Linked DNA regions of Homo sapiens: region 2 is linked to region 1. Evidence: read pairs that join two places in POLR2A ChIA-PET (ENCODE). Cell type or tissue: PC-3. All regions are shown on one strand. Each heading gives the region's core, and the rest is flanking DNA. Links, peaks and the distances in the headings are about the cores only.

The links. Peaks named below come from ENCODE experiments on the same cell type or tissue, not always from the same donor. Only the 100,000 strongest peaks of a DNase experiment are listed, where the experiment ranks them.
Region 2: POLR2A ChIA-PET joins it to region 1 with 11 read pairs; 6 of 35 experiments call an interaction of 5 or more read pairs at or near these places.

Annotation. Positions count from the first base shown.
Region 1 is chr19:6,891,320-6,899,319 of GRCh38, reverse strand. It overlaps ADGRE1 (adhesion G protein-coupled receptor E1), which reads right to left. Exons shown (of 21, transcript NM_001974.5): 3 at 2,779-2,922; 4 at 2,016-2,171; 5 at 1,773-1,892. Among named protein-coding and RNA genes, the nearest start is that of ADGRE1, 7.7 kb to the right of the region's middle. In PC-3, for the core only: no CTCF peak of the experiment used is centred there; no DNase peak of the experiment used is centred there; H3K27me3 peaks cover 3,997 bases.
Region 2 is chr19:7,062,196-7,078,567 of GRCh38, reverse strand. ZNF557 (zinc finger protein 557) reads right to left here and starts at 8,865. Exons shown (of 8, transcript NM_024341.3): 1 at 8,795-8,865; 2 at 7,915-8,006; 3 at 3,463-3,572; 4 at 2,825-2,913; 5 at 2,061-2,187. The coding sequence starts at 3,493. RefSeq lists a silencer at 244-444. In PC-3, for the core only: no CTCF peak of the experiment used is centred there; DNase peaks (open chromatin) are centred at 8,897 and 9,227; H3K4me3 peaks cover 1,944 bases; H3K27ac peaks cover 676 bases.

The DNA of each region.
Region 1 (8,000 bases), core at 1-8,000:
ATTATAGGATGTTTAGCAGCATCTCTGACCTCTTCCCATCAGATGCCATACACAGCACCTCTCCCCACCATCACCGGTTGAGACAATCAAAAATATCTCCAGATGTTGCCAATGTCCCCTGGGGAAAATATCGGTCTGGAGACAAGTGCACCCCATTATATTCTGATACCATTGTTTGACTTATAGTAGGTCCTCAGCAGGAGTTCAAATCCCAGCTCTTCCACTTAATATTTGCATATAGTTCACAGATCCTATAAAGCAATTACACAACTGAGATCACAAAGCAAGTAGCGAGCAACACTGTGACAGGAACAAAACCCTCAAATATCAATATTAACCTTGAACAGAAATGGCCTAATGCTACACTTAAAAGATATAGATTGTTAAACCAGATAAAAATTTTTGTAAAAAAGACCAAACCATGTGCTGCCTACAAGAGACCTACCTAACATGTAAAGACACCCACAGGCCCAAAGTAAAGGGATAGAAAAATATATAGGCAACTATATATTTTTACCTCTCTGAGCCCCAATTTTCTCATCCCTACATGAGAAAATCCCTTTCTCATATGGTCTTCCAGTGAGATGACCCTTAATTAATTAAGCAGGTAAATAATAAAGAGATAGAGTTTCTAGAGATGAATCCAACTTGACAGCTGCAATTGTAGCTTCCCATGGAGTTGACACAGTCAGAATGCTCAGGGCAGACGCTGCTGGTGAGGGACTCACTGATATTTGCAAAGCAGTGAAAGAGGGTGAGCAGATAAGAAATTGGGTGCCTCAGTTCAGAAATACATGAACTCACCCCACTGATAGATATCCACTCAAGACCCATCCCTGGGAACCTGAGGGCATCACCAGTACAGGAGAAATTGCCCGGCTTTCCTGGGATCCAGTCATTTCCAGTGGGAGAAGAGAAACCATCTAAACAGCTGCACTTGTACCTCCCTGACATGTTTTTGCAGGATGAATTAGGACCACAGGGCTGGGGGCTTTGAGAACATTCATCAATATCTAGACAGAGAATTGGAGTTACAAATTCACTTATACTAGATAGAAGACTGTATTTTGCCAAAAAAAAAAGTTAAAACAATATCTCCCATCCCATATGCGCTTCACTTTGGTACTTCTTCTGTCAAGCAATGGAAGGTACGTCCCCATCTTGAATCTGAGCATACTTGTGACTATGGTGGAAGTGACACTAGGTCATAAAAATATCATGTACTTCCACCTTGTTCTCTTGGGATGCTTATCCTTGGAATCCAGCCACCATATTGTGAGGAAACTCAACCATCCATGAAATTTTACAGTGACCAGGAATTATTTACATGATCAGAGAGAGGAAGGGTGGGGAAGTAGGAAGGAAGGAAGGAAGGAAGGAAGGAAGGAAGGAAGGAAGGAAGGAAATCATGTTTGCTAGCAATACTAGCTAGCAATGCTGTGACAGGAACAAAACCCTCAAATATCAATATTAACCTTGAATAGAAATGGCCTAATGCTCCACTTAAAAGATATAGATTGTTAAACCAGATAAAAAATTTTTTAAAAAGACCCAACCATGTGCTGGCTACAAGAGACCTACCTAGCATGTAAAGACACCCACAGGCTCAAAGTAAAGGGATAGAAAAAGATATAAGCAACTATATATTTTTACCTCTCTGAGCCCCAATTTTCTTATCCCTACATGAGAAAATCCCTTTCTCATATGGTCTTCCAGTGAGATGACCCTTAATTAATTAAGTAGGTAAATAATAAAGAGATGGTCATGGATACCTTCACAGGTGGAGTTTCTAGAGATGAATCCAACTTGACAGCTGCAACTGTAGCTTCCCATGGAGTTGACACAGTCAGAATGCTCAGGGCAGACGCTGCTGGTGAGGCACTCATTGATATCTGAGAAGCAGTGGAAGAGGGTGAGCAGATAAGAAATTGGGTGCCTCAGTTCAGAAATACATGAACTCACCCCACTGATAGATATCCACCCAAGACCCATCCCTGGGAACCTGAGAGCATTACCAGTACAGGAGAAATTGCCCGGCTTTCCTGGGACCCAGTCATTTCCAGTGGGAGAAGAGAAACCATCTAAACAGCTGCACTTGTACCTCCCTGACAGGTTTTTGCAGGATGAGTTAGGACCACAGGGCTGGGGGCTTTGAGAACATTCATCAATATCTAGACAGAGAATTGGAGTTACAAATTTACTTATACTAGATAGAAGACTGTATTTTGCAAAAAAAAAAAAAAAAAAAGTTAAAACAATATCTCCCATCCCATATGCACTTCACTTTGGTACTTCTTCTGTCAAGCAATGGAAGGTATGTCCCCATCTTGAATCTGAGCATACTTGTGACTATGGTGGAAGTGACACTAGGTCATAAAAATATCATGTAGTTCTACCTTGTTCTCTTGGGATGCTTATCCTTGGAATCCAGCCACCATATTGTGAGGAAACTCAACCATCCATGAAATTTTACAGTGACCAGGAATTATTTACATGATCAAAGAGAGGAAGGGTGGGGAAGTAGCAAGGAAGGAAGGAAGGAAGGAAGAAAATCATGTTTGCTAGCAACACTAGCTAGCAATGCTGTGACAGTAACAACACCCCCACATATCAATATTAACCTTGAACAGAAATGACCTAATACTCCACTTAAAATATATAGTTAAACCAGATTTAAAAAAAAATGGGGGGTGGGGGAGTACCTACATTCAATACCCAGCCAGCTTTGACTTGATTTTCCTACCAAATGCTGGATGGTTTGAGGGGACATGAACTCACCTTTGCATCGCACTCCTGGATCCTTGAAGTGATTTTGCCCATTGCTGGACAGGAAGCCTTGTTTGCAAGCGCAATAGTAACTGTCCACTGTATTGGTGCAGGTGGCATAAGCTGGGCACAAGGTACTGTCTCTACAGTTATTACCTAGGCAGTGTATAAAGAAAAGTTTAGACAAGATTAGAGCATTAGAGTGAGGCTGCAAGGGAACCCAGCATACAAGGGTGGAGGTGACTGTTATGGGTTGGATTGTGTTCCTCCCAAAAGATACGTTACAGTCCTAAACCCTGGTACCTGTGAATTTCATCTTATTTGGAAACTGGGTCTTTGTAGATGCAATTAAGATAAAAGTTAAGATGAAGTAGTGCTGGAGTAGGGTGGGCCACAGGTGTCCTTATAAGAAGAGAAGAGACACACAGACATGCACAGGGACAGTGCCATGCAACAGTGCAAACCGGGATCAGAGTGATATGTCTAGAAGCCAAGGAACACCAAGGATTGCCAGCAATAACAAAAGCCTTAAAAAAAGGCATGGAACAGATTCTGCCCTATAGCCTTTGGAGAAAGACTGGCCCTGCCAATACCTTGAATTCACACTTCTGGACTCCAGAACTTGAAGAGAATAAATTTCTGTCATTTTAAGCAGCCCTAGGAAACGGATACAGCAACCAATCATATTTAACCATGTACCTCAAAGATCCTAGACCCTTTCTACTCAGAGTAGGGTCTGTGAGTCAGCCACATAAGCATCTCCTGGGAGTTAGATGGAAATGCAAAATCCATTGAATCAGAATCTGCATTTGAACAAGATCCCAGGTGATGTGTGCGCACAGGGAAGTTTGAGAAGCACTCATCTGGATCCTTGCTACCCAAAGTATCCACAGACCAGTATCACCTGCCTCCCCTTGGATTCCAAGAACATCTTGGAAAATCAGGTACTAATTCAGCAGGTCTGGGGAAGGGGGCCGGGGATTTTGCATTTCTAACAAGTGCCTGGAGGATGCCAATTCTGTTGCTCCATGGATCACACCATGAACATCCAAGCACTAGACAGAAAAGTGTGAGAGTGAAAACTGCAAATTTCGGGACAAGGCAGATCTGAGTTCAAGTTCCAGCAGCAAACCTCAAAGCCAAGAATGGTGGCTGTTCCCCCAAATCCATTCCACCCTCTTCCTTATAATAATAGAACCATCCAGTTTAGGACTGCATTCCCAGCTTCTCTTGCAGCTAGCTGTGGCCACCTGGTGAAAATCTGGCCAAGGAGAATGAATAGAAGTGATGTGTGTACTGTCTGGTCATGCCCTTGAAAAGAAAGAGCATACTCCACACTTTTTCTCCCTTTTCACATGGGCTGGAAGATGGACAGACTGGGGTGATCCATTTCCAACCACGGGGATGAGGCTCACGCCTAAGATTGGAGAGGCAACAAGGCAAAAGGCACCTGGGAGATGGAATGACCTCCTAGGCAAGGTTGTTCCACGACGCTGTTCCATCTTCAAGTTGGAGATTTATGAGACAGATAAAAATAAACATCTGCATTGTTTCATTCATAGTTATTTTGTTTCTATGGAAACAATCAACACTCTATCCTAGCCAATCCAGTCTTGGGACAAGTGATTTCACGTGTCTGTACCTCAGGTTGCCTGTTTAGCCACCACATTTAATAAGCCTCCAAGCCCTGTTGATCCCCCTTCCCAAATATAATTTGACAATTACCCATTTAACCCCACCACCTTGGCTATGCCTGATCCAGATCTTCCTCTGAATTTAACATTTCTATATACCCCATTGTCCTCCACAATCTTCTACTCCACACCATGGTCATCTCTGAATGCACATTTGATCTCCCACCTCCACCCCTTGCCTATAATGCTCTTTGTTCTCCTTAGAAATAAAACTCAAATTACTCAACATGAACTGCAAAGCCCCCAGTGACCAGACCCAACCACATCATTCAGCCTCATCATGTCAGTTTCTCTTTGCACTCCATTTCTAGCCTTCCTACCACAGGGCCTTTGCACATGCTGTTCCCTCTGCCTCTGCTTTGCCTGGCCAGCTTCCACTCATTTTTCAGATCTTGCTTTAGCATCACTTCCTCCAGGAAGCCTTCCCTGACTCCTCCACAGCTCCCTGAGCTCTTCTTTTATGGAATTCATCAAAACCGTGACTGCTTGATTGTTTCAGTGAGTTGCTCCTTCATGGCCACCTTCACCACCACACTGTGAGCTTCAAAAGGACAAGACCACAGGTGGGAGCAGGCTCCCAGGTGCTAGGAAAGAGGCTCACTTGCTGCTGTCATCCTTGTGGCAGGCAGAATAACAGACCCTTCCAAGAGGACCATGTCCTAATCCCTGGAACCTGTGAATATGTTATGGTCCATGGCGAAGGAGGAATTAAGGTTGCAGATGGAATTAAGGTTGCTAATCATGCTGATCTCAAGATGGGCATATTATCTTGGATCATCCAGGGGCAATGAATGTAACCACAAGAGTCTTTATAAGTGAAAGCTGAAACCAAGAAAAGCATTGTCAGAGTGATGTGATGTAAGAAAGAGCTGGCCAGCCACTGCTGGCTTTGAAGTTGGGGGAAGGGGACATGAGCCAAGAAACATGGTTGACCCTAGATACAGGAAAAAGTAAGAAAATAGTTCTTCCGTACAGCATCCAGAAGGAACGCAGCCCTGCCATTGCCTCTATTTTAGCCCAGTGGGACCCATTTCAGACTTCTGACCTCCAGAATGATAGGTAAGTTTTTTTTGTTTTAAGCGACCAAGTTTGTGGCAATTTGTTACAGCAGCCACAGGAAATGGGCACCATTCCCAATACCCATATGTGAAAATAAAACATGACTCAGAGAGGTTGAGTGACTTACCCAAAGACACACAACCACATCTGCTGGAGAGCAGCAGAGCCAGACCTTTCAAAATCCAAAGTACATGCAAGAGATGGAATCAACCTAAGTGTCTATCAGTGGATGAATGGGTGAGGAAGATGTCGTATATGTACTCAATAGAATATCATTCAGCCATAAGAAATAATGAAATCGGGCAGGCGTGATGGCTCACGCCTGTAATCCCAGCACACTGGGAGGCCAAGGCGGGCAGATCACCTGAGATCGGGAGTTCGAGACCAGCCTGACCAACATGAAGAAGCCCCCGTCTCTACTAAAAATAAAAAAAAATTAGCCAGGCATGGTGGTTCATGCCTGTAATCCCAACTACTCAGGAGGCTGAGGCAGGAGAATCACTTGAACTGGGGAGGCGGAGGTTGTGGTGACCCAAGATTGCGCCATTGCACTCCAGCCTGGGCAACAAGAGCAAAACTCCGTCTCAAAAAAATAAAAAATAAAAAAAGAAAGAAAGAATGAAATCCCATCCTTTGCAGAAACATGGATGGAACTGGAGGACTGGAGGACATTATGTTAAGTGAAATAAACCAGACACAGAAAGACAAATATTGCATGTTCTCGTTCCTACGTGGGAGCTAAAAATCATCATCATCATTATCTAATGGAGGTAGAGAGCAGAATGACAATTACCAGAGGCTGGAAAGGATAGTGGGGAAGGGGGATAAAGAGGGATTGACTGGTTGGTACAAAAACCACAGTTAGATGGAAGGAATGAGATCGAGTGCTCAGTAGCACAGTAGGGCAACTACCTATGAGTCAGGACATGTGACATTTGTCTTTCTGTGCCTGGTTTGTTTCACTTAATGACCTCCAGTTTCATCCATGTTGCTGCAAATTGTGGAATGTCATTCTTTTTATGGCCGAATAGCAATCCGTTGTGTATGCAGACCACATTGAGTTCAACCATTCATCTGTTGACGGACACTGAGGTGGATTCCATATCTTGACTATTGTGAATAGTGGAGTTGGGTTTTTTATCAAAGAAAGATGGGAGTCATGGGAGGATTTCGAGCAGAGTAGGGACACAACATAAGGTTTTAACATGAGCCTTCTGGCCACTGGTTGGAAGACGAACTATAGAAGATCAGAAATAAACTGACCAAGGAGGGGGTGACTGCACTTGTCCAGGTGAAAGATGTCAGTAGATACAACCCAGAGGGAATCAATGAAGGGAATGCAATTCAGGATTTTTTTAAAGCAACACTAACAAAATTTGCCGATGGATTGGATGTGAGGAGTGAAAAGAGAGGAACCAACGATAATGCCAACATCAATTAGGAGTATGGAAAAACTAAAAAGTATCATAAAAACAGAAGGAATGGATTATCGTGATTGTGACATTATTCACCCTGTTTTTGTTACACATTTGGTTTTGAGATCTACGTTCTTTGCTCCTATAATGTGCCTTGTTTATTTCCCTTCCCTGCATGAGGCCTCAGATGGTATCTCTCTTCTCATTTCCAGCTTCCTCTTTCATCTGTAGAGGCAACATTTCTCTATGCAGACTTCCGGCATTTTATCACTTGTGGTCTCTTAATGCTGTAAGTTTCCCATCATTCTCTTCCACTAGCCCTCTCCCTCACAACTGAAACCCACCAAGGTCAGAGTAACAACCCGGTCTTGTGGGACTAGGTACCTGTCCACCTCCCCATCTCATCTCCTGCCCTGTGTCATCAGTCACACTCACCTTCGCTCGGTCCTCCAAATTCTTTCCAACCTCAGGACCTTTGCACCCACCGTTCTGGCCACCAGACATGCCCTATCCCACCCTGCCCCTTTGCCTGGGTAACATCAATTCATCCATCCTTTAAGTCCACTGGAACATCACTTCCTTGAGAAAATTTTCCCAACCATCTCAATAAAGCCCTTTTGAAAAAGTCCTACAAAGGGGCCAGGCGCAGTGGCTCATGCCTGTAATCCCAGCACTTCGGAAGGCTGGGGTGAGCAGATCACCTAAGGAGTTCAAGACCAGCCTGGTTTCTAGTGAAACCCCGTCTCTACTAAAAATACAAAAAAATTAGCCAGGCGTGGTGGCGGGCGCCTGTAGTCCCAGCTACTCGGGAGGCTGAGGCAGGAGAATGGCGTGAACCTGGAAGGCGGAGCTTGCAGTGAACCGAGATCGCACCACTGCACTCCAGCCTGGGCAACAGAGCGAGAATCTATCTCAAAAAAAAAAAAAAAATGTGAAAGATGAGCTGTTAACACAATATAGACCAAGTTGCTAAGTTGCCCAAAGAAGAACCAGGAAACAGAGACACTGGGAACAGTTGTATTAGTCTGTTTTCATGCTGCTAATAAAGACATACCCGAGACTAGGT
Region 2 (16,372 bases), core at 4,701-12,700, 170 kb before region 1:
CCTAGCTACTGAGGAGGCTGAGGCAGGGAGAATTGCTTGAACCCAGGAGGCAGAGGTTGCAGTGAGCTGAGATCGTGCCAGTGCACTCCAGCCTGGGCGACAGAGTGAGACTCCGGGAAAAAAAAAAAAAAAGGAATATATGTAAAAATAATGGCCAAACTTTCCCAAATTTGATGAAAATTACAAGTCTACACATCAAAGCAGCTCAAGGATCTCCCAATAGGATACACTTAAAAACTCATACTGAGATACCTTAACATTAAACTGTCAAAAGCCAAAGACAGACTATCCTGAAAAATGGCAAGGGAGAAATAAGTCATCATGTACAAGATTAACAGCTGATTTGTCACCAGAAACCATGGAGGCCGCAAGCCAGTGGGATGATGACATACTCCAAGTACTGAAAGAAAAATATCAACCAAGAATTCTATCTCCTGCAAAACTATCATTCAAGATAGTAAAAAGGCAATCCACTGAATGGGAGGAAATCTTTGAAAATGATATATTTGATAAAGGTCTAGGATGCAGAACATATAAAGAACTCTTACAACTCAATAACGAAAAGGCAAACAATGCCCCCCAAATGGAAAAAGCACTTGAATGAACATTTCTTCAAAAAAGATGTATAAATGGCCAACAAGCACAAGAAAAGATGGCCAATCTCATCATTTTTTTTAGGGAATAGAAATAAAAACCACAATGAGACAGACAACCACAAGAATGGCTATCATAATTTTTTAAAAAAAGGAAAAGAGACAAATGTTGGTAAGGATGCAGAGAAACTAATACGTTGCTGGTCTCATGCACTGCTGGTAGGAATGTAAAATGGTGTAGCAGTTGTAGAAAAGTTTGGACATTCCTCAACACATTAAACACAGAATTACCACAGGACACAGAAGTTCCACTCCTAGGTATATACCCAAGAGAAAACAGGTGCTCAAGCAAAATCTTGTATATGAATGATCATAGCAGCACTACCCACAATAGCCAAAAGATGAGAACAGGCTAAATTTCCATCAGCTGATGAAATGATATATAAAAAGTGGTATATACACATAACGGAATAATATTCAACCATAAAAAGAATGAAGTTCTGCTATGTGCTACAACACAGCTGTACTTTGAAAACATCGGCCAGGCGTGGTGGCTCATCCCTGTAATCCCAGCAATTTGGGAGGCTGAGGTGGGTGGATCACTTGAGGCCAGGAGTTCAAGACCAGCCTGGCCAACATGGTGAAACCCCATCTCTATTAAAAACACAAAAATTTGCTGAGTGTGGTGGCGCATGCCTTTAGTCCCAGCTGTTGAGGAGGCTGAGGCAGGAGAACAGATTGAACCTGGAAGGTGGAGGCTGCAGTAAGCTGAGATCACACCACTGCACTCCAGCCTGGGTAACAGAGTGAAACTCCATCTCAAAAAAAAAAAAAAAAAAAAAGAAAGAAAACATTATGCTAAGCAAAAAGTGAGACACAAAAGACCACATTTTGTATGATTTCATTTATATAAAATGTCAAGAATTGGGCCAGGAATGGTAGCTCACATCTGTAATCCCAGCACTTTGGGAAGCTAAGGCAGGAGGATCACCTGAGCCCAAGAGTTTGAGACCAGCCAGGGCAACATAGCAAGACCCTGTCTCTACAAAAAATAAACAAATTAGCTGGGCGTGGTGGTCCGCACCTGTGGTCCCAGCTACTCAGGATCACGCCACTGCACTATAGCCTGGGTGACGGAGGGAGACACTGTCTAAAAACAACCCCCTCAAAAAGAAGAGACACATCTATAGAGACGGAAAGATTAGTGCCTGCCAAGATGTTCAGGAGGGAGAACTGGGGAGAGACCATTTCATGACTATGGGGCTTATTTTTGGTGTGACAACTATGTTCTGGAATTAGTGGTGATGGCTGTACTACACTGTGAACCTACGAAAAGCCACCAAATTGGACACTTTAAAATAGTTTAAATGGTGACTTTTGTGTCCTGTGTTACCTCAATTTAAAAAAAGAAAAAAAAGACTGACTTCCTGAGTCATTAAATAAATGCAGGAATGACATTAGGCTTACCCAGTGAGGCCAGGTTCCTGCAGTTCTCCAGCATCACGTCCCTGTACAGTGTCCTTTGGGCAGGGTCCAGCAATGCCCACTCCTCCTGGGTGAACTCCACGGCCACATCCTCAAAGGTCACCAAGCCCTAAAGCATTGCAAACATCACGGCTTAGCCAAGGACCACCCCCACCAATGTGCACAGGAAGAGGGGCCAGGAGAACAGAGCCAGGGCTGGGGAAACCTGAGCACGAGATGTGGGGGGATTCTGAGCTCCTCTCCTGAGGTTCTGAGCTCTTCTCCCTGGCTTCTGAGCTCAGCCCTCAATGCTTGTCTCCTTAGGCTACTCCCAGGTCCAGCGCACAGTACCGCAGAGCAGCTGTCTTTTCTCACTCAAACTGGGAGCTCCTATGATCTTATTTCCCTCAGTCTCCAGGGGATCATGGGCCCGTGACATGGCAGAAATCAGAGAAATACTTGGTAAGTGAATGAATGATTTCCGTATGGCCTTTATTAATTGCTTGGGTTTAGAACATCATCACGTCTTTACTTGGCTTTCCCTTAAAACTCTCAGGAGCACATGATGTACTCAGGGACTCTGGAGGGAGCTCTGAACCTGCAGTAAACGTTGACACACACTGACATTTTCTGGGCAGCCCTCACTCAGAGACCCTGGGATGCCTGAGGAACAAGTTTGGCCGTGGGGCTCCAGGCCACTGAAAGGCATCAAGTCCAACCTTCTGGCTGAAGGAATCATGATTTGGAAAAAGGAACATCCGACTCACCTTTAGCCAGCTTTTCAGGAGCTCATTAACCAGCTCTCCGCCCTCTGTGTGTCCTTCTCGCTGAGAGGCTGGGAACAGGGAAGACAGAGCTGGAGGAGGAGAAATGAGTACCAGGAATCCACACCTGCCCTGTGTCCACTCACACATCTGGAGGCTTCCCCACCTGCCTGCGATCGACCAGGTCCCCATGCATACACAGTCACCCACAAAGCATCCACCTCTACTCCAAGCAAACACCAACCCACAGCAATCCAAGGAAACCAGAGCATGGCCCTGCCGCATCCACGCCAGGAAACAGGGCTTAAGGTCTGACTGCACTTGGGGAAGGGATTATTCCCACTTCACAGATGAGGAAACTGAAGTTCCGAGGGCGTCACTGTGTTTTTATCAGGTTCACAGAAAGAACTGAAGGGAGAATTCAAAAGCTCCAGCACATTCACCACACAGGTGACATCCACAGACACCCAAATGCCTAAGTCCCAAGTCCCAAGAGCCGCCCGATCAGACACGGAGGACCTCTGGGCCCCTGGGGCTCCACTCCTGCCTCACCTGCTCTGCCCAACCCCCTCCCATCCCATGCTGTGGGTCAGGACCTTTCAAGCCTGGACTCTGAGAACTGCCAGGACCCCATGACTCACCGGCAGTTGGGGGCAGGACGACAGCCGCCATCCTGTGACTCCGACAGCAACAGGGCAGCCGGGAAGCAGGACGCTCCTCCTTTATCCCGCAGCGCTCTCAGGACAGCACCCTGGAAGAAATGGGGGGAACACTCTGCCTCGGTCACCCCCTCCAGCCCGTGCCCTGCGTCGGTCACCCCGTCTCCTGCCCGTGCCCTGCCTCGGTCACCCCGTCTCCTGCCCGTGCCCTGCCTCGGTCACCCCCCCTCCTGCCCGTGCCCTGCCTCGGTCACCCCCTCTCCAGCCCGTGCCCTGCCTCGGTCACACCCCCCCTCCAGTCCGTGCCCTGCCTCGGTCACCCCCCTCCAGCCCGTGCCCTGCCTCGGTCACCCCCTCTCCAGCCTGTGATCTGCCTTGACCACCCCCTCCTCCTGGTTTCCACCTCACCCAGCTCAGATGTCACTACCCCTCATTTCAGTTGATTTCCTCCTCCCCACTCCCCACTCTCATGCCAGCCCAGCAGAGCTCCAGCCATTTTCTATCAGAGACCCTAGGTTCCTGCAACTTCTAAGAATCGATCTGTAAGATACACAAATGTAAAAGTTGTGTAAGATTATTCACTGTGGCATTACAGTGCACCCATTAAAAAAAAAAGAGAGAAGATCTCTAGATATCAATAGAGGTTATTATCGTCAGTAAATTTAAGGGGAAAAAAAAGTACCAAATAGCATATATGGAATGTTTCCTTTTTTATGAGAAAAGAAGGGCTGTGTGTGTGTGTGTGTGTGTGTGTGTATATACACACAAAGATGAAAGCGGCTGGCCAGGCGCGGTGGCTCCTGTCTATAATCCCAGCACTTTGGGAGGCCGAGGCGGGCGGATCACGAGGTCAGGAGATCGAGACGATCCTGGCTAACATGGTGAAACCCCATCTCTACTAAAAAAATAAAAATAAAAAATTAGCTGGGCGTGATGGCACACACCTGGAATCCCAGCTATTTGGGAGGCTGAGGCAGGAGAATGGCGTGAACCTGGGAGGCAGAGCTTGTAGTGAGCCGGGATTGCACCATTGCACTCCAGCCTGGGCAACAGAGCAACACTCCATTTGGAAAAAAAAAAAAAAAGTGGTCAAGGGTGTGTGTGGGAGGGGTTGGTGGGGGCGGGGGCAGGCGCTGTCTGCAGTTAGAGACTTGTAAGAGTTTGGGCCAGGTAGACAAAACAGAGCTGTAGAGGGTGGACGGTGCTGGCTATTCATGGAAGGCAGGGCCACTCAGTCTCTCTAGGAATTTGTATTGAGATGTAGCATTCAGGCCCTGGCTTCCTTCTAGATCTCTTGCCCAGGGAATTTATCCTGGGTGACCCCCATACCCCCAATCTCCGGGGAGAGAAGGATTGGGAGAGGACTGAATGGAGAGCCATTCCCCACAGGCCAGTTGTTCGCTGGTACTTGGAGCCAAGCAGAGATGGGAGGCTCTTTCCCATTCCTGCCTGCAGCCTCACAGCCCCCACCCTCCAGTTAATATAGCTGCCAAGTGTCTCTGACATCTGGTCTCTGTGGTGTTAACAGAACCCCCAAAATTCACATATACATGTGAAAAGTTTATATATTTGTACTTATATGTAAAAGCCTGAAAGTTTTAGTATTATGACATGCAAGAAAATCTGTATTATAGCCAGGCACAGTGGCTCACGCCTGCAATCCCAGCACTTTGGGAGGCCGAGGTGGGCGGATCACCTGAGGTCAGCAGTTCAAGAACAGCCTGGCCAAGTTGGTGAAACCTTGTCTCTACTAAAAATATATTTAAAAAATTAGCTGGGCATGGTGGTGGGTGCCTGTAATCCCAGCTACTTGGGAGGATGAGGCAGGAGAATCGCTTGAACCCAGGAGGCAGAGGTTGCAGTGAGACCAGATCATGCCACTGCACTCTAGCCTGGGTGAGAGTAAGACTCCATCTCAAAAAAAAAAAAACAAAAAAAACCAAAAAAACAAATATCTGTATTATTTCTCTACAGTTCCATGTATTTATACTTGTTTGTGAGTGGGCTCTTCCAGCAGCTGTGTTGCACAAACGGTAGAGAAGAGAACTCTGCACAGGTGAGCCCCTGGTGGGTCGCCCCCTCTTCCCTCCCAAGTCCAAACCAGGCATAGCATTTCCTCACCCAGTTATTCCTCTCAAATCCCTTCTGCAGCCCTAGGGTCCCGACGTTGACCCCTCATTCACGTTTTATTGATACCTGCCCCCAGCTGGGTGCTGGAGATGGAGGGGAGGAAGATCCCTGTCATCTAAGAACTGGCTTTCTGGGAGCAGGACACACACACAGACCTGCTGCTGCATTTCAGAGTGATATGTGATATGGCAGAGGGGCACATGGCATCCAACCCAGGATCTGGGAAGAAGGGGACTGGGAAGCCTTGGAAGGAAAAACACTAAGAACATTTGAATTGAGTCTTGAGAGTCGAGGTAGGGTCTTGCTCAGTGGAAAGTGCACGTGCAGAGGCAGGAAAGCAAGCTGCTTAGGAAGCCAAGTTCACAGTTTGGAGCATGTGGACAAATAAGGGGCCAGAGTGCACGGGAAAGGTTGTATTTTGAAAGGTATTATAAAGAGTGGTGAGGAGTTTGAACATGAGAGGCAGTGGAGAGCCAGCAAAGGCTTTTCAGGCAGGCGAGTGACTAAAGCAAATTTATCTTTATGTATTTATTTTGAGACAGTCTTGCTCTGTCACCCAGGCTGGAGTACAATGGTGAGATCTCGGCTCACTGCAACCTCCGCCTCCTGGGTTCAAGCAATTCTGTCTGCCTCAGCCTCCCGAGTAGCTGGGATCATAGGTGCCCACCACCATGCCCAGCTAATTTTTGTATTTTTAGTAGAGACAGTGTTTTGCCATGTTGGCCAGGCTGGTCTCGAACTCCTGACCTCAGGCGATCTGCCCACCTCAGCCTCCCAAAGTGGTGGGATTACAGGTGTGAGCCACTGTGCCTGGCTGTATTTTTTTTTTTTTTTTTTTTTTTGAGACGGAGTCTCGCTCTGTCACCCAGGCTGGAGTGCACTGGCATGATCTCGGCTCACTGCAAGCTCCACCTCCCGGGTTTATGCCATTCCCTTGCCTCAGCCTCCCGAGTAGCTGGGACTACAGGCGCCTGCCACCACGCCCGGGTAATCTTTTTTTTTTTTTTTGTATTTTTAGTACAGACGGGGTTTCACCACGTTAGCCAGGATGGTCTCGATCTCCTGACCTCGTGATCTGCCTGCCTTGGCCTCCCGAAGTGCTGGGATTACAGGCGTGAGCCACCATGCCCAGCTTTTTTTTTTTTTTTTTTTTTTTTTGAGATGCAGTCTTGCTCTGTTGCCCAGGCTGAAGTGCAGCGGTGCCATCTTGGCTCACTGCAGTCTCCGCCTCCCAGGCTCAAGAGAGTCACCACACCCAGCTAATTTATATATTTTTAGTACAGACGGGGTTTCACCCTGTTGGCCAGGCTGGTCTTGAACTCCTGACCTCAGGTGATCCACCTACCTCGGCCTCCCAAAGTTCTGGGATTACAGACAGGCTTGAGCCACTGCTCCTGGCCACAAATTATCTTTTACAATAGCCGTTCTGGCTTCATTGCAATGGACAGATGGGAAGAGACTAGAACAATGCCGCCCAGCAGGGCTTTCTGGGATGATGGAAATGATCTTAATCTTTGCTGTTCAATAGGGGCATTAACCACATGTCGCTGTCAAGCACTTGAAATGTGGTTAGTGCGACTGAGAAGCTGAATTTAAAATTTTATGGAATCTTAATTGGTCTACATTTAAATTAAAACAACCGCATGGACCAGCAGCTACCTTATTATACAGCATAAGTCTACAGGCTGGCAGGCCTGTTAGGAAAAGAAAAAAATAAAAGAAAAATTGAGATGTCTTGGAAGGTTGAAAAAAAAACTTTTAAATAGTGTTTACATGTTTTGTGTACTGATTTGCATATAGCTGTATTTACTGACTTATTTTGACACACATTATCACACACCCCTTAGTATCCTTCTCTTGAATATAAGGCATCAAACAAATAATTTTTAAGATACCCTCACTCGTGGCTCACACCTGTAATCCCAGCACTTTAGGAGGCCGAGGTGGGTGGATCACCTGAAGTCAGGAGTTCGAGACCAGCCTGGCCAACATGGCAACACCCCATCTTTACTAAAAATACAAAAATTAGCTGGGCGTGGTGGTGCACCCTTGTCATTCCAGCTACTTGGGAGGCTGAGGCAGGAGAACTGCTTGAACCTGGGAGGCAGATGTTGCAATGAGCTGAGATCGCACCACTGCACTCCAGGCTGGGCAACGGAGTGAGACTCTGTCTCAAAAAAAAAAAAAAAAATACCCTCACTGTTAGTGAGTCCTTGTGTTTACAACCTGAACACAGGAAAAATCCATTCACAGGTTTTCTACACAGTGGAGTCTTGCAACTTGCAGGTTCTACACGGTACCTACCTGATCATACAGAAGTCCACGGATCAGTGAGGATAGGTGAAACTTGAGGCTGGTTTCAACACAAATCTGAGCTTGAATTATACTTTTTTCGTCTAAATAAAAAGGGCACAAAAATCGCTTATGAGGCCTTTTGTAGGGAGTAATATGTACGTATAGTAAAATGTATTTACTGAGACTAATACAGTTGTTGCATAGAAAGACCACCCCATTCACTTAAAAAAAATTGATTTAAAGAATAAGAACCCAGGCTACTGGCTGTGCCTGAATTCACCAGATTCCTATCCAGCCATCTGGTCCCTAAAATGGGACAAGAAGCTTAAAGCTGTTTTCATCTGACTTGCTTAACTCATTTGGCTGGAGATTGTATGGTGACTCCAGATGCTTTAAATTCGTCACTTTAGGCCTTATAAGTGGACTCGGCTGAATTCTAAATAATTTCTACAGTGTATTCAGGACTGCAGAGATTTTAATGCCCTCCAGCAGGGTTTCCCAACCTGGGCACTAATGACATTTGGGGCTGGATGAGTCTTTGCTGGCGGCGGCTGCTTTACGCGCTGCAGGATGCTGAGCTGCTAGCATCCCTGGCCTCCACCCTCTAGATTACAGTAGTAGCACAGTCCCTCCTACCCTCCATTTTGTGACATCCCAAACCGTCTCCAACTATAGCCAAAAGTCCCCTGGGGCGCAGAATCGCCCCGGGTGAGGGCGACAGGGTGAGGACGACAGAGTGAGGATGACAGGGGCGCGGGGCCCGGACACCGGAGGAAACAGCAGCTTCGGGCTTAACTGAGCGCACAGCCCGAGGCCTCAGGGGCGGAAACCCGGCTCCCGGGAGGGACGCAGGCCCGCGGCTGGGGCCCCTCTCTGGACTCGGACTCACGGAATGAAGCACCTCTCGCGGAGACCGAAAGATTCTCCCAGACGCTGCAAGCGCGGCTCTTCTCACAAGACACAAGCGCGCTTCCGCTTCCGGTCTCCGGCTAGCCACACTGCACCTCCGCTTCCGGCTCCAGCTGGTCCCAGCCCAAAATGCGGCGTGTCAGGACCCCCGGGTTCAGGCTGCAGGTGCAGCAGCCGCGCACCCCAGCCTCCGGCTGAGGTGTTCTAGTTTGCTTAGTTATTAATAGAACCAGGTTGGGCCCTGGCTAGGGACAGCCGCGGAGGCAGGGTCGTCCTGGCGCGGGTCTGTGGCAGGGTTGGGGGCGGAACTAGCTCTTGAGCGGGGCTGTGGGCGGTACCAGGCCTGGAGGCGGGCCTGAGTGTTGACGGGGACCAGTTCCGGGGGCGGGGACCAACTCTGGAGCGGGGCTGTGGGCGGTACCAGGCCTGGAGGCAGGGCTGAGTGTGGGTGGAGATCAGCTCCGGGGGTGGGGAGAAGTTCTGGGGCGGGACCGTGGGCGGTACCAGGCATGGGGGCGGGGCTGTCAGGACAGAGACTAAGTTCCGGGGCGAGGTTGTGGGCGGGCATTAGGTTTGATGGGCGGATCTTGCTGTGGGTTAATACCAGGTTTGGTGGGCGAGTATGTGGACAAGATAAGGCAGTGGTGGGGCATGGAATGGGGTTGAGCTAGTAGGCTGAGAGGACAAGACTTGGTGGAGGTCAGTTTTTGGGTGTAGGGCTTTTTGTGGATTTTAAAACTGTTCAGGTAGCAGGATGCAAAATGAACTCTTTAAAGTTTTCTTCAGTCATTTCTCCACATTCACCGCCTGTTAAAATGATATAGCCACACATTTAGGGCGTGTGTGTGTGTGTGTGTGTGTGTGGCTTTTCGTTTGTTTGTTTTGAGACAGGGTCTCACTCTGTGGCCCAGGCTGGAGTGCAGTGGTGCAATCATAGCTCACTGCAGCCTCGACCTCCTGAGCTCAAGCCATCCTTCCACCCGGGCCTCCCACACTACCAAGCCTGACTATTTTTGTATTTGTTTGTAGAGAGGAGGTCTGTGTTGCCCAGGATGGTCTAGAACTCATGGCCTCAAGTCATACCCCACTTCGGCCTCCCAAAGTGCTGAGATTACAGGTGTGAGCCACACCACACCCAGCCTTTTTGTGTGATTTTGAGCTTCCTAATTTCTTTCAAAAATGGGATCATGTATGCATATTTCTCCCATCCAGAGGGGGACGAGGGGAGGGAGGACTAGGGAGGGATGTCTCCAAGTGAAAGCCAAAGCTGATTAATTGTCTAGTGCACATCTGGATCTACTGAAAAGAGAACTACATTTCTGGTGGAGAAAATAGGTGTTGGATTCATAGGAAGAAATAAAAAAGGAAATTTTAAAATTTAAGAGATCAAAAGAAAAAATGAGAAAAAATTATTAATGACATACTACTTGTTACATGTCTGGCTAAGGTTTAGATGCTACAAATGGTAAATATTGATGTCATAAAATGATAAACATTGAATTTTGATTTATCCAGATTCCTTAAATGATTATGTTTGGTGAGGAAAATTAGTTTTACAGTACGTAAGAGTTATGTGCTAATTGTTTCGGAGAAGAAAGTAATTCAATATAGTTTAAAGCTGATAAATGAAAAAGCAGTATAAATACCTAACTTACAAATATGTAATTACTATCAGAAAAAAAAAAAAGTTGCTTCTAGGAGCCAGGCTACAGGGTGAGGAAGGGAGCTTTTCGTTGTGAAAATTAAGATGTTATTTGAGATCTATGTGTGAACACATACAGCCTGAATTTGTATGCAAAAGGAATCGCTAAACTCTAGGGAAAAAATGTGAATATGATTCACTTTACAACAATGGAATGTATTTGAAGACTCTGGAATTCAAGAATTAAAAGGAAAAAAAACCAAAAACCCTATGGCCATCCTAGTGGACAAATGAATGGGACATTACTTTCCAACCTGCCTGGTAATAAACAGTTTTACATACATTATCCCTAAATATTTTCACAGAGACCTATAAGGAAGGTGTTACTATCTATCACTATTTATAGATGAGGAAACATATGGTGATCTGTGTGCTAAATTTTTCATATTTCATTGTGGGCAACAAGCCATCCAGGTGCCGAGGCAAGAGACCGAGGGCATGAGCTGTTCCAGTATAATAAAATATATAAAATAAGAATAGTTATACTAGATACAGATCATAGATATGATTATATGTGAATAGCATTAATCATTAGTTTGTAGCAATTACTCTTTATTCCAATATTATAATAATCCTAACTCTACAATCATAACCTAGGAAAAACCAGGCCATACAGAGATAGGAGCTGAGGGGACATAGTAAGAAGTGACCAGAAGACGAGTGCGAGCCTTCTGTTATACCCGGACAGGGCCACTAGAGGCCTCCTTGGTCTAGCGGTAACGCCAGCGGCTGGGAAGACGCCTGTTGCCAAGCGGACCTTGGTCTAGCGGTAGTGTCAGTATCAAGGAAGAACACCCGCTACTTAGCAGACGGGGCAAGGGAGTCTCCCTTTCCCCAGGGGAGTTTAGAGAAGACTCTACTCCTCCACCTCTTGTGGAGGGCCTGACATCAATCAGGCTCGCCTGCAGTTATCTGGAGGCCTAACGGTCTCCCTGTGATGCTGTGCTTCAGTGGTCACACTCCTGGTCCTCTTTCATGTTCCATCCTGTACACCTGGCTCTGCCTTCTAGATAGCAGTGGCAAAATTAGTGAAAGTACTAAAAGTCTCCGATATGCAGAAATAATGGCGTAAACTGTCTCTCTCTCTCCCTCTCTCTCTCTGCCTCGGCTGCCAGGCAGGGAAGGGCCCCCTGTCCAGTGGACACGTGACCCACGTGACCTTACCTATCATTGGAGATGGCTCACACTCCTTACCCTGCTCCTTTTTCTTATATCCAATAAATATCAGCACAGCCTGGCATTCAGGGCCTCTACCAGTCTCTGCATCTTGGTGGTAGTGGTCCCCCAGTCCCAGCTGTCTTTTCTTTTATCTCTTTGTCTTTATTTCTACAATCTCTTGTCTCCACACACAGGGAGAAAAACCCACTGACCCTGTGGGGTTGGCCCCTACATTTCATAGTTCTTAATGTTGTTTTATTTAAAAGTTTTTAATTAGATTTTTAAAATTAATAAAATAATATATGCTCATTCTCACAAATATGGAGTATGTAAAACACAATTCAAAACTCCCTTTCCCGGGTGTGGTGGCTCATGCCTGTAATCACAGCACTTTGGGAGGCAGAGGTGGGTGGATCACTTGAGGTCAGGAGCTCGAAACCAGCCTGGCCAACATGATGAAACCCTGTCTCTACTAAAATTACAAAACAAATTAGCCGGGTGTGGTGCCTGTAATCTCAGCTACTCGGGAGGCTCAGGCAGGAGAATTGCTTGAACCTGGGAGGCAGAGGTTGCAGTGAGCCGAGATCACGCCATTGCACTCCAGACTGGGCAACAAGAGTGAAACTCCATCTCAAAAAAAAAAATTAAAGTAAAAAATAAGATAAAACTCCCTTTCCCTTCTCTAATTTGACTTTGAGGTGACCATTACTATAGTCCTTGCTCTACAAAAAATTAAACTTAAGACATGTAATAATATAATTTACTACATAAATACTAGAAAAAGCATTTTATCACAATATATATTCCTATATTGAGAGTTTTAAAATAGTTTTTAAAAATACTATAATACTATATACTAATTATTCTGGAGATTACTTTAAAAAATTAACAGACCATGGACTTTTTTCCAGGTAGATATGAGTGTTTAGCCAAGTCTTAAATAAGTGGTATGATATTCCAATTAATTGCTGTACCAAAATTTATTTAATCACTCATCTACTAACACATAGTCATATTATGTAGTCTTTTTTTTTTTTTAATTTTTTAAAAAGAGGCAGGGTTTTACCATGTTGCTCAGGTTGGTCTTGAACTTCTGACCTCAGGTGATCCACCTGCGTCGGCCTCCCAAAGTGCTGGGATTACAGGCGTGAGCCAGTGGACCCAGCCGAATAAATCAGATTTAATATCTAGACAGAGATGGATGCATACCTATAAAAATTTATAACCTATAAAAATTAATGTTAGAAAGTTTAATTTACCATCTAATTTCTAATTTTACTAACAGTAATAATATATATATTTTTGAGACAGGATCTCTCACTCTGCTGCTCAGGCTGGAGTGCAGTGGCTCCATCATGGCTCACTGTAGCCTCGAATTTCTGGGCTCAAGTGATCCTTCTGCCTCAGCCTCCTGAAGAGCTAGGACTACAGGTGCACACCACCACATCTGGCTAATTTAAAACATTTTTGTAGACATAGGGTCTTGCTATGTTATCCAGCTGGTCTTGAACTCCTAGCCTCAAGTGATCTGCTCACCTCGACCTCCTGAGTAGGTGAGATTACAGGTGTATGCCACCATGCCCAGCTAATTTTTCATTTTTTTCTTTTTCTTTTCTTTTTTATGGAGACAGGCTCTTGCTATTTTGCCTAGGCTGGTTTTGAACTCCTGGCCTCAAGCAATCTTCCTGCCTTGGCCTCCCAAAGTGCTGGGATTACAGGCATGAGCCACCACTGCTCCTGACCTGGTCCTTGTACTTTGAAAAGGGCATGACATGAATGAATATATTTAGTACCTCGATTGTGGTGGTGGCACCATAAGTGTGTGCATATGTCCAAACCCATCAAAATGTATACATTTATTATTTATTTTTATTTTTGAGACCAAGTCTCCTCTGTCACCCAGGCTGGAGTGCAGTGGCAGAATTTGATGGGCAAGCTCCACAATTCTTCCACCTTGCGATCCAGCAAGTAGGAAAAAAAAAAAAAAGGTCAATCCAGAATTTACTAAAGTAAAAGTCTTCTGTGTATTGGAAAGGGTTCACTGTCTTGAGGAAGTGTTGGAAACCAGAGATTTCTCTCTTTTGGTGTGAAAGGCAGAAGTAAATTCTTTAGTAAATTTTCTCTTTGTATCTCTAGCATCTGACAGTCATTGGTCTCTGGTTTTTTTGTTTTGTTTTGGTTTTTTGTTTGTTTGTAATGGCGCCGTCTCAGCTCACCACAACCTCCGCCTTCCGGGTTCAAGCGATTCTCCTGCCTCAGCCTCCCAAGTAGCTGGGATTACAGGCCTGCACCACCACGCCCGCTAATTTTGTATTTTTAGTAGAGACGGGATTTCTCTATGTTGGTCAGGCTGGTCTCAAACTCCCGACTTCAGGTGATCTGCCCGCCTTGGCCTCCCAAATTGCTGGGATTATAGGTGTGAGCCTGGTCTCTGGATGCCCCTGAGAAAGTCATATTCTAGGATGGGGTACTTCTCTGTGTTGCGGAATTCCTGGCGTCCTGTAATCCTGATGTTTCCAGTAAGGCACACAGCTATGAACTGTCAGCAGTCAGTATTCTCAGCAGCTGGGGGATGGAGGCATTGGCCATGGACAGGACTCTGGGTCGAGACTCACAGCATCCACTGCACGTTCTGTTTTATTCCCATCCTTGCTATTGTTAATAATGTTGACTGGGCACACACATGTAATCTCAGCAGTTTGGGAGGCCAGGGCGGGAGGATCACTTGGGGCCAACAGTTTGAGGCCAGGCTGGGCAACATAGTGAGACCCCATCTCTACCAAAAAAACCCAAAATACAAAAATTAGCCAGGTGTGGTGGCATGCGCCTGTAGTCACAGTTCCTTGGGAGGCTGAGGCAGGAAGATCACCTGAGCTCAGGAGGTTAAGACTACAGTGAGCCATGATCATACCACATGCCACTGCACTCCAGCCTGGGCAACATTGTGAGACCCCTTCTCAACAACAACAAAATTAGCTAGGTGTGGTGGCATGCATCTGTAGTCCCAGTTCCTTATGAGGCTGAGGCGGGAGGATCACCTGAGCCAGGAGGTCGAGACATCAGTGAGCCGTGATTGTACCACTGCACTCCAACCTGGTTGACAGAGTGAGACCTTCTTTCCAAAATAATAATAATAATCATCAGCATCATCACCATCATGATCATTTCATGATACAGGGAATTCCCTAAGGTCTGTTTATAACTCTGTTATAACTCTCATGGATATGTAAGCTCAGTGTCCACCTTTCCATTCGATGAGATGTAAGAGAGTGGCATTAGGGGAGACCCAAATATTTCTCTGTAGAATTCCCAAACTCCTTACCCGTGGGCTTCTGTAGCACCCCAGAAGAGCTCCAATCTTGGTTGAAGATACTGACGTGGTACCTGGCATGACGGCAACAGTTTTGTTCTGTGTCTGGCAGTTGTATTTAGGGATAGTCTGTCTCCCTGCAGAGAGCCACAGAAGGGAGCTCTCCAAGATCCTTAGGACACTGGGAAAGGCATCCCACAGATGGAAACCCAGAGACAGTTTGGGGAGCACATGGAGATTCTTGTTTATCTCTCTCTATAATAATATATATAAACACATAATGTAATTATATAATATAAATTAAATACACATTATATATTATATAAATTACATATATTTAATATATAATTACATTATATAGAATTGTATAATTATACTATATATAAGCTATATATACTTGCATAATATATAATTTACACATATTATACTATATAAATATAATATATAATTTATACATATAAATATATATAATTTACACATATAATATATAATTTACATATATTATAATATATAAATATAATATACAATTTACATATATTATAATATATAGATATATACAATTCACATATATTATAATATATAAATATAATATACAATTTACATATATTATAATATATGAAAAAAATATAATTTACATATAATATATAAATATAATATATAATTTACATATATTATATATAACATGTAATCTACATATATAATATATAATTTATATATTATATATTGTAATTATACATATAATATATAATTATAATATATAATATACAATTACATAAAATAAATTATAATTCCAATAATAGTAAATATATAATATAAAAAATATAATATACATAATGAATATATTTATTATCTATAATATATATAATTATAATTATATATAACATATTCTATTGTATATAATTATATTTATATATAATGTATTATATATAACTATCATTATATGTAATATATTGTATTATATATGAAATGTAAAATATATAATTATATATTATAATATAATTTATATTATATAATTGTATTATACATTATAATATAATTAAATATATTTAATTATATTATAATGTATAATATAATTAAATATATTTAATTATATTATAATGTATAATTTAAATATATTTAATTATAATCTATAATATAATTATATATAATATATTATAATATATATAATTATATATTATAATATATATAATTATATATTATAATATAATATTATATATTATAAATAATATAATATATTATTTATAATATATAATTATATATAATATAATATATTATAATATATCATATAATTATATATATTATAATATATATAATTATGGATTATAATCTATAATATAATTATATATAATATATTATAATATATAATATATTATATATATAATTATATA